Linked DNA regions of Homo sapiens: regions 1 and 2 are each linked to region 3. A link is a contact called in ENCODE Hi-C or POLR2A ChIA-PET data. All regions are on one chromosome and are shown on one strand. The core of a region is the stretch at or near the end of the contact, and the rest is flanking DNA. Distances in the headings are between cores, read along the strand shown. Region 1 overlaps ZBTB16 (zinc finger and BTB domain containing 16). Region 2 overlaps ZBTB16 (zinc finger and BTB domain containing 16). Region 3 overlaps ZBTB16 (zinc finger and BTB domain containing 16).

The links. A loop is a pair of places that touch in the nucleus more often than their neighbours do. ChIA-PET counts read pairs that join two places held with the same protein, here RNA polymerase II (POLR2A). Pooled maps may share reads with other maps.
Region 1: a map of uterus shows a loop between it and region 3 (3-fold over the local background). The contact joins two enhancer-like sites. A Hi-C loop is called at or near these places in 22 of 168 maps with a recorded cell type or tissue (B cell, CD4-positive, alpha-beta T cell, CD4-positive, alpha-beta memory T cell and 16 more) and 21 of 50 pooled maps. POLR2A ChIA-PET finds 5 or more read pairs at or near these places in 10 of 52 experiments (B cell, CD4-positive, alpha-beta T cell, CD4-positive, alpha-beta memory T cell and 7 more).
Region 2: a loop to region 3 is called in a map of heart right ventricle, with 3 times the contacts of the local background. The contact joins two enhancer-like sites. A Hi-C loop is called at or near these places in 61 of 168 maps with a recorded cell type or tissue (B cell, CD4-positive, alpha-beta T cell, CD8-positive, alpha-beta T cell and 34 more) and 38 of 50 pooled maps. POLR2A ChIA-PET finds 5 or more read pairs at or near these places in 9 of 52 experiments (B cell, CD4-positive, alpha-beta T cell, H1 and 6 more).

Annotation. Positions count from the first base shown.
Region 1 is chr11:114,158,702-114,161,615 of GRCh38, reverse strand. The region is part of intron 3 of ZBTB16 (zinc finger and BTB domain containing 16); the gene reads right to left. Among named protein-coding and RNA genes, the nearest start is that of ZBTB16, 100 kb to the right of the region's middle. RefSeq lists enhancers at 1,038-1,537, 1,538-2,039. Within about 2 kb of position 1,460, at least 30 of the 41 ENCODE cell types and tissues checked have a DNase peak (open chromatin) inside an H3K27ac peak, as active enhancers do; they include gastrocnemius medialis, left ventricle myocardium inferior, ovary and 1 more, where a contact is called at or near this core.
Region 2 is chr11:114,178,132-114,181,170 of GRCh38, reverse strand. The region is part of intron 3 of ZBTB16 (zinc finger and BTB domain containing 16); the gene reads right to left. Among named protein-coding and RNA genes, the nearest start is that of NNMT, 120 kb to the left of the region's middle. Within about 2 kb of position 1,695, at least 27 of the 41 ENCODE cell types and tissues checked have a DNase peak (open chromatin) inside an H3K27ac peak, as active enhancers do; they include ascending aorta, gastrocnemius medialis, heart right ventricle and 4 more, where a contact is called at or near this core.
Region 3 is chr11:114,250,250-114,253,017 of GRCh38, reverse strand. It overlaps ZBTB16 (zinc finger and BTB domain containing 16), which reads right to left. Exons shown (of 7, transcript NM_006006.6): 7 at 1-2,692. The coding sequence ends at 2,463. Among named protein-coding and RNA genes, the nearest start is that of NNMT, 45 kb to the left of the region's middle. Within about 2 kb of position 1,322, at least 9 of the 41 ENCODE cell types and tissues checked have a DNase peak (open chromatin) inside an H3K27ac peak, as active enhancers do; they include ascending aorta, gastrocnemius medialis, heart right ventricle and 4 more, where a contact is called at or near this core.

The sequences.
Region 1 (2,914 bases), core at 211-2,710, 92 kb after region 3:
TTCCATAGGTGGCTTCGGCTTCCCCTCACCGAGTCCTTTCAAAATGCTGTTCTGTTACCCTCTGGCACAAAACACTCTCCTACTCTGAATTTCTCCTAGATTTCTTAGCACTTTGCACACATTACCATCTTGTATGATGATTGCATAGTCATACTCATCTCCCACTCTAGACTTAAGCTCCTTGAGGGCAGGGATGTTGTAGCAGTCTTCACTGTTAAGTGCACAGAGCCTGACACACAATTCGTGCTTATTAAACATCCTCTGGCTCCAAAAATGAATGACACTCCCAGAATAGGAGCAGGCCACATGAATACTCAAACCCTAATCGTATGCAGCCGAGTCAAAAATAGGGACAAGCAGTTCTAGGCATGCTCACTTATAAGCCACCAGGACGTTAAGCCAAGCTGTGGGAAATCTACCTAATGGGAAACCTTACACTGGCCCATCTCAGAACCAATTTGAGTCACTGCATGTGTCTGTGGTCTCTGCATGGACACCTCAGAGCTAGGAATCACTTCTCGTGTTACGACAAGGAGTGGCGAAGAGACAGTGGATCAACAGATGCTTCAATGCCAGATCCCCAAAAGGGGTAAGGTAGCAGAGGGTGAGGAGGGAGGTTTCAGAGTCTTCCTGGGACACAGGAAGGGGAAGGGCCACAGTCCTACACCCAAGCTTCACCCTCCATCAGGGCTAGCTTTGCAAAGCCTTGGAGGTCATCTCTCTTCCCACCCCAAGCCTCTTTCCCCAACACGCAAACCCTTCTGACCCCCAAAACCACCTCTGAGAATGCAGGGCCTGGCCAGATCATCTCATTAGTTAATGAGTTTGGTTATTGATAGTTAGTTTAAACTTATTGTGATCATCAGGTATAGCCCATAAACACTTGATTAATTCACACATTCGAATTGAAATTAAAACTTCAATTAAACTGAAATTCACTACTACCATTTAGGCTCTTTTAAAAACCCTTAAAACAGAAAGTAAGGGAGAGAGAAAAAGGGAAGGCACTGTCTCTCAGAAGGGCCTCCTACAGGGCAAACTTCTAATTAAACAAATTGTCAATTTCAACACAATGAAAACTGATTTAGCAGTGTAAATTTAGTATTCTAGTCACTGAAAATAAGACCTGCATTGTCGATCTCCTGCAGGCTGATTTCGCGTGATAGGGAAATGAAGAGGAGAGGAGGACGACAGGGAGAGAAAGGAGGAAAAACTGCGAAGGAAGAACAAGCCGGAGCTCCGTCTGCCTTTCAGAAATGACATCTCTGCGGAATTCAATGCGGCCTATTCTCAAGCATCGGAGAAACTCTTTTCTTGCCTCCTCCTTCACCCCACCCCAACCAGATTAGAAAAAAAAAATTAATGGTGTATGATGACAAACTTGGCTCAGCACTCACTGTACATACTGTACCCACAAGTCTGGCTCGCAGCCAGGCCTGGCCTGGAGCCAGGACTACAATAACAAACACAGGCAATGCTCGCCAAGAGGGGGTGGGGCAGCACACAGAGCTAGCCAGGAAGTGAGAGCCGTTCGGCTCTGCTGAGCAGAAGAAAACAGCAGGAATGTGCCAGTGCAAGGGCAGCAACATTTAGGGGGGCAACCACAACCCCTACCCAGATCCTGGACTCACTTCTCCACAGCCTGCGCCTTTTGAAAAAAAATGCTCGCCTCCCCCCCGCCTCCCCCGCCCAGGGTTCTGGAGCAACTACTGTTCTTCCAGGCTGTGGGCTGCTTGAACCCTTGGTCATCTGTAAAATGGGTCTACTCTACAGACCTGGCACACCCATTCTCACTGTCAGCTTTCTTCATGGAACCTTCAAAATAGAGCAGCAGGAAAACCTCACATCATCTAATTCAATGTCTCTTCTAAAACATCACCTAGTTCTGTTTTCAGGCATCAGAACATGTAAACCACTACTGGAATCTGTAAGAAGACCCAGCGCCACCAGCCCAGCCCTCTGACCCCAACTCCCCAACAAGTCCAGGTCACTCCAGAGGCCCCCAGGGCCTGTTTAACAGTGGCCAAACAATTCAGGAAATGGTCTAGCCTCACTAAGCCCTTTGTGCTATTTTATTTTCAAGACCTCTCAGCACGGAGGTGAGGAGTATGCCGGACAACAGAAAGAAAAAAAAGAATAGAAATATCAGAATATAGGCCGTGAGCTATCTGCAAGGGTGAATTAAAACACTACTATGACTCATCGCACCTGCCTAATCATCAAATCATCCTTTCCAAGGGCATTGGCAAGTGACTAGCAGAGGGACAAATCATTTGACACAATCAGCCTTCAGTGCCCAGTAAGACAGGCATGGAAAGGAAAAACTAGGAAAAGAGGACCCAACTCCCAAAGCCTCTGGAGCAGCCATATGAGATCAGGGGACCTGGAAGCAGCATCTCAGGTGGAACCAAAGTCAGCTTCCCCAGGGAACCGCCAGCTCCGCAGGGCAGTTGCACAGTCACACTCTTGTCTGAACTGGGGACACCGGGCCCACCTGACATGAGTATGCAAGCAACCCTTTCTTTTCTGCAGCCGCTTCCACCAGCCCCACCAATGCTGCTGATGTGTGATTCACAGCAGAGACACTGGCTAACTCACACTGGGTCACACCGCCTGGAAGAGGGATACAATACGAGCCAGGGGCTCCTGGCTGTCCCCTCCAGTGAGTCCTTAGGACATAAACAGTTCCTACCACAGGAGGGACTTGTCCGGAGAGAGGAGTGTCCCTGTTCATCGGCATCCCAGGCTGCATCATTCACTCAACAAATACTTCTTGGCACCAATAATGTGCCAGGCAGTGTGCTGGACATAACGTGGACAGGATCTAACCCCATGACATGTTAGCTATGGTGGTATGTATTCAAGGTGAGCCTCACAGCTTCTCCGAGATAGCGTTAAATATTTTCATTTTACA
Region 2 (3,039 bases), core at 446-2,945, 72 kb after region 3:
ACTGATTTTACTGGAATTGGATGTACAGTTATTTGGGGGCCATTTATCTTGTGTAAAGTGAGTCTCACATTCATAAAGACACACAGTACCACACGTGCACATACATGAACGCACACATGCACACCCCACCTTGTTCCTCTAATTTAAAGATGAGTGATTGTTTTGTTGAGGGGAGCAGAAAAATCTGCCATCGAACCAATATGTCAGTATCAGCAGCTATTCACCAACCTGGCTCTGAAATCTTCTCTGGACAAGCCCCTGGAGCCCCATTCAACTGTCCTGTATTTGGAGCTCTCTTCCATCTTCCCAGTGGACTGTAAGCTCTGTGAGAGCAGGTTCCCACCTGTCTTGGGCTTTACCATATCCCTGATACCCTGCGCCATGCCTGGCATACAGTCTGTGCCCACTAAATGCTTGTTAAACAAAGAAAGTCCCAGGCAGGTTCCTGGGTGCAGAACTCACCTGGGAAGGGCGCAATGGCCACTCAGGGCACTGCCAAGCTGTCTGTCCCCTAGGGGGTGGCAGAGTCCTTATTCTGCACACTCCGTTCTCTACTACCCCCTATTTAAAACTCAAGGACATGGTCTCTGGCTAGGTCTCAGGTAGTTGAGAGGAAAAGGGAGGAAAGGTTAGGAAGTGGGGCTGTCTGCTTCTTCTGGTGTGAGATCTCCCTCTCATCAGCATGTCTGCTCCCAACCCAGTCCAATGCTCACTGTGGCAGCCAACAAACAACCCTTCCCTCCGCTACAGTCAGTGAGCCTCCTGCCCCCCAGGCAGTGATCTGCCGAGTGACTACTCCCTACCCCAGGCACTGAGTTTATCTGAGATTCCAGGTACCCAGTTGTGAAAGAGACAGGCGGACATCCTTGCCCCTACCAGTCTCCCAGGTACCCTGCAGATGAGGGCTTCGGGATGTTCTAAGCACCACCCTGTAGGGAGCTCCCTGACCATTTTGGGTTCTCCAGACTCCTACTCTTCTCCCCTTTTTCCCTGACTTCCCGACACCTCCAGAAGGTTGGGGATAAAGGAAGGAGGAAGGTTCAAAGCCAGTTAAAGTTCGGTGGAAAGACAGGACGCACATGCCAGAGGCGGGACTGAGGCCTCCGTGTGTGGGAGCAGCTCTCCCTCTGTGCCAAGGATCACCCCAACTCACAGGAATCAAAGGAGGGAACAGCCAGCAGGGCACTTTCAAAAACATAAAGCTTTCTCTAAATGCCCAGGATCCCAATGACAATAAAGCTGAAATCCAGTGGAAGCCATGACAAGCTCCCTGCAGCTGCCCTCTCCCCCTTGTCAAAGAACCTCCCTCCCTACCTGCCCTAACCAGAAATGAGGCTGAGGGGGTCCCGGCATCCAGGAAGGAAGCAGAAGACACTGAATGCAATCAGATATGGGGTGGTGTCTCTCTGAAGGAAATAAGGCAGAAGCCAATGAGGGAAGAAAAAAAAAATTCAAATCCCTCCCTCTCCAAAGCCTCTCCCACCCCCATGCTAATAATAAGAAGGGAGAAAAAAAAGAACCACTGAAAAAACACCTAATGTTTGCCAGCATCTAATGTTGAGTGGTGTGTCCTTTTTTTCAAAATTCCTTGAGATTTTAAAATAAACATCTTGAATGTTCTGATGAGATCTGCACGCCTGCTTACATAAGGAAGTACAGAGTGTACCAAAACAGCAGACCCAAAAAAAGCATAAGCTGTCAGAACAATGAGTACAGACGCAGGGCATTTTACAACAGGCCATGGTGTACAGTTTTATTTACAGTACCTCTTATCAGACGGAGAACAGCACACTGGCTGCCAATTCCAAAGGCCGGCACTGTGTGTTCTTTCCCTCAAGGAGATGTGTACTCCCAGAGAGGAGCTTGAAGGCTCTCTCTCTCTCTCTCTCTAGCTCTCTCTCTTGCTCTTTCTCCTTTGTCAACAAAACAAAAAGCTGATCCAGAACCAGAGTTTCTGGAAGATACACAGATTCAGGGAAGAGGGAAAAGGGAAAGCAGGTGAGCAAATCCTGGCTGAAAGGAAAACAACCAGCCCCATTGATAGGTCCAGGATATGGTTCAAGGGTAGCTGTGGTTGACAAGGCTGTGGGGAAAGATCCTCAGAGTTCGGCCTCACTCACTACAAGATGGGAGGGTGAATGAACTAATGATACAGGACCCCACATAAATATAGGATGGAGAAAGACACCAGGGAATTCTCCTGGGCTGAGCAACAGAACAACGGGAGTCACCTGGGATGGAGGACAGGTGGTTTTTAGATCTCCAAAAGCCAGTGTCCCACCAGTGACCTGGCAAATGACTGACACCTCATGTGTGGCTAAATATCCACTCTGCAGAAGAGGAAACCCTGGACTGGGTCAGGAGGAAATGCTGAGACATCTCTATGGCTGAGGGAACATTTCTTATCCTACCTAATAAATGTGATGCTACTAGGAAGCTGCATGGTGCCCTTGTCTCTTACTGGGATCCTGCAGTCCCTCTCTCAAGTCCCACAGGGAGCACACAGGTCTACCTTGTCCCTTATCCCTGCAACTCAATTCTCAGCCAGAGTGGCTTGGAAAGCTCTTTTGTTACCCCTTTTAGCACCAGCGGGTAATCCAACAGGCTTAGAAACACTGTCCACAGCCAGAACACACACATGCACTCAATATTAAGCTGCACAGTAAGGTAGTGAAGAGCACGCTCTCTGGAATCAAACAAACTCTGGTTCAAGTCCCAGTTCTACCATGTCTAGCTACCACCCTGAAGAAGTGAATTATCTCTTCTGGGCCTGTTTCTTACCTAGAAAACTGGGCTCAGAGTGTTTATGCCACAGGGTTGGTTGAGGGATGATTAATTTAAATAATATATGTAAAGTGTTTAATACCCTGTCTGGCATACAATAATAGCCCAATAAATGCTAGTTGTCATTAAGACCAACATCATCATTGTCATCAGGAGATAAAATAATAGCAAGGTATAAGACACACACAAACATCAAATGCATGCAAGAGATATATCACGCAATTTAAAATATTCTTACCTCTCCAGCCAAAACAC
Region 3 (2,768 bases), core at 73-2,572:
TAAACATGACAACTGTTCTAGTCACGTATTTCAAGTTTAACTTCTTTTCCTTTCCAAAACACTAAGTCGTTACTATAGTTGCAAAATAGCATCCTCCCTACTTTACCATCCCTAATCCACAGTCTAGTGACACCGTCCTCCCAATTCACATCCTCCCAACACACAATTTTAAGGCCTTCAGATTTGGTGGATGAGATTGAAGGGGAGGGCAGGAGGGCTGGGGCCGAGGGACGGGGGGGTCGTCGCAGCAGCACCCATCCCTCCGGCTTCCCTACATTCCTCGTGATCCTTCTCCCCAAAACCGCTTCCCTAAACCACTTTGTAAAACCTAAGATCAAAACGCAGCCACAACTTTCTCAGAGAGAGAAAGGAAAGAAAAAATAATAATAAAAAACTCTTACACATAAAGCATGAGATGAAACGGAGGGTCCGTCCCAAAGCAAACACGAATATTGCAAATGTGCTTTCCAAAATTCAGGAGGGTCGGGGGAGGTTGGGGAAAAGAGGGAGGAAGAGCAGCAGAATGGGAGGCGGGAAAGGAACAAAAGAACAACTGGACAAACATAAGAGGTAGCTTTTAGAAAAACAACACCCCCACCCCAACACAACAAAACAAAGGCTGGATCCCGCCCCCCTCCCCAAAGACCAGCCGTGAAAATAGACCAATTCTGGCAATGAGAATGCACGCACAGAGGTGAGACCACACAGTTGCAAGGATCCAAACACAGGCCCTCAAACCTCAATGGCCCAGCAAATTGTAAGAAAGGTGGGATTCTCTCCAGAGTGTTTTAGGCGGAACGGATGGTGGCCACAGGTGACTTCATGCACCAGCGGAGCCAAAAGTGACTCCCTAGTGCCCTCTGGGGACCATGAGACCCCAAAGCAACATCCCCTCCCCACCCACGCTCTTCGCCCTCCTCGGCCCTCACATTCAGATCCTGAGTATCAACTCCTCCTGCACAGTTCCTGCCAGCTGGGAGGCTGGTCTCCAGGGGCACGGGGAGGGTCTTGACCAGCTGAAGTCTATAAAAACAACTATTAATTTACACAAGAAACAGAAAAGAACACCCTCCCCATTCCTCCAAGCCCCAACCGAAAAAGAGATACAGAGGTTAAGAAAGCTCATGAGGTCACAAAAAACTGAGGTAATTCAAGTACAATGTGCTAACAGGGGACACAGAAAAGAAGCAAAACATAACACAAGGCCAAAGCGCTTTCAAATCCTCCTCCTCCTGCAGCTCCTCCCCCTCCTTCTGCTCCTCCTCCTCCTCCTCTCCACTGTGGACCGAGGGGCGCTGTGAGTCAGGAATTCTGTGCGACTCTCTCTGGACCTGGCTTTTCTTGCTGAGCTCACTACATCTGGGGTCCCCAGTGTGACTCAACAACTTTCTCCCTTGCCCAGCTTCCCTCATCCCACGGGCTGGGTGTCCTCTTTTCCAGGTGTGGGACCCCTCTAGAGAAAGACATCCACAACCTACCCTCGGAACCTCAGCCCATTCATGGATTCCTTCTCCTGGGACTGAAGTAGGGCTACGTAGGGACTGTGGTTTGTTTGGTAGGATATTAGGTATTTAGTTGTGATGCTTTTCCATTTTGGAAGCAGCGCAGCAGGAATCTTGCTCACGATGGTGCTGGACTAGGGTGGGGTATTGGATTTGTTTTGTGTTCTCAGAAGGCTGAGGGTAGGAGGGACCCTGAAGTCAGAGGCAGCTATCCCACTAGGGAACCGGAGAAGGATGGAGACACCGCCAGGTCCCTGAGGGGCTGGGACTCCCCTGGGACTTGGAGGACAGGAGTCAAGGGGAGGCTGGGAACAAAGAGCTGGAGGAGGGGCAGGGGTCCTGAGGCTCTCAGAGACCACCGGGGGACACCCAGATGTGGCAAAGCAGAGGAAAGCAGCAGGTGGGCTGAGTGGTGGGAAGAGAAACAGAGCCCTTCTCCTCCCCAGTCAGCCGCCAGCAAACTAGAGCTGCCATTTTGAGCAGCTAGTGACCCAGCCCAGACCCATCAGCAGGGGAGCGCCCTTCTGGCTCACCTCCTCCCTCCCTTCATCTCCTGGGGGTCTTGGTGGAGGAAGGCCGGCACAGACCGTGTGGCTCTGACCAGAGGACCTCTCACCTGCTTTCTAGCCTCCATTTCTGGACACATAAAAGAAGGTCTGGGTGAAGGAAGGAGAAAAATGTGCCACCATTTGAGTGAACAAAATACCCAACCCCATCCCAGAAAATCAGGCAAACCTCCAGCCGGGAGAGGAGGGTGGAGGCCCCCAGAGGAGGGGCAGTGGCTTGGCATCCAGGTCATCTGGAGCCCAGAGAGAATCCAAGGCCAAAAAGCTACCAGGTTTCCTTTTCCTTCTGTTTTTTTTTTTCTTTTCCTTTTTTATTTGTCATAGTCCTTCCTTCATCTCACTCCAACTCTTCTTTCCTGGCTCCCCGCTCGGCTCCACCGCCGCGGGCCTCCCTTCACACATAGCACAGGTAGAGGTACGTCTTCTCTATCCTCCAGTCGGGCGGGATCTCCTCGGGCTTGTGGCCCTTCATGTGCTTCTGCATGGAGGAGAGGCTGGGGCAGTACTCTGTGCAGATGGTGCACTGGTAGGGCGAGGCGCCGTTGTGCGTTCTCAGGTGCTTGATCATGGCCGAGTAGTCCCGGGAGCGCTGGTGGCAGAGCTTACACTCAAAGGGCTTCTCACCTGAGGGCGGAGGGACAGGGCAGGAGAAAGTGAGGACAGACAGAAGGCGGTGAGGGCACCATGTCACCCTCAGGCG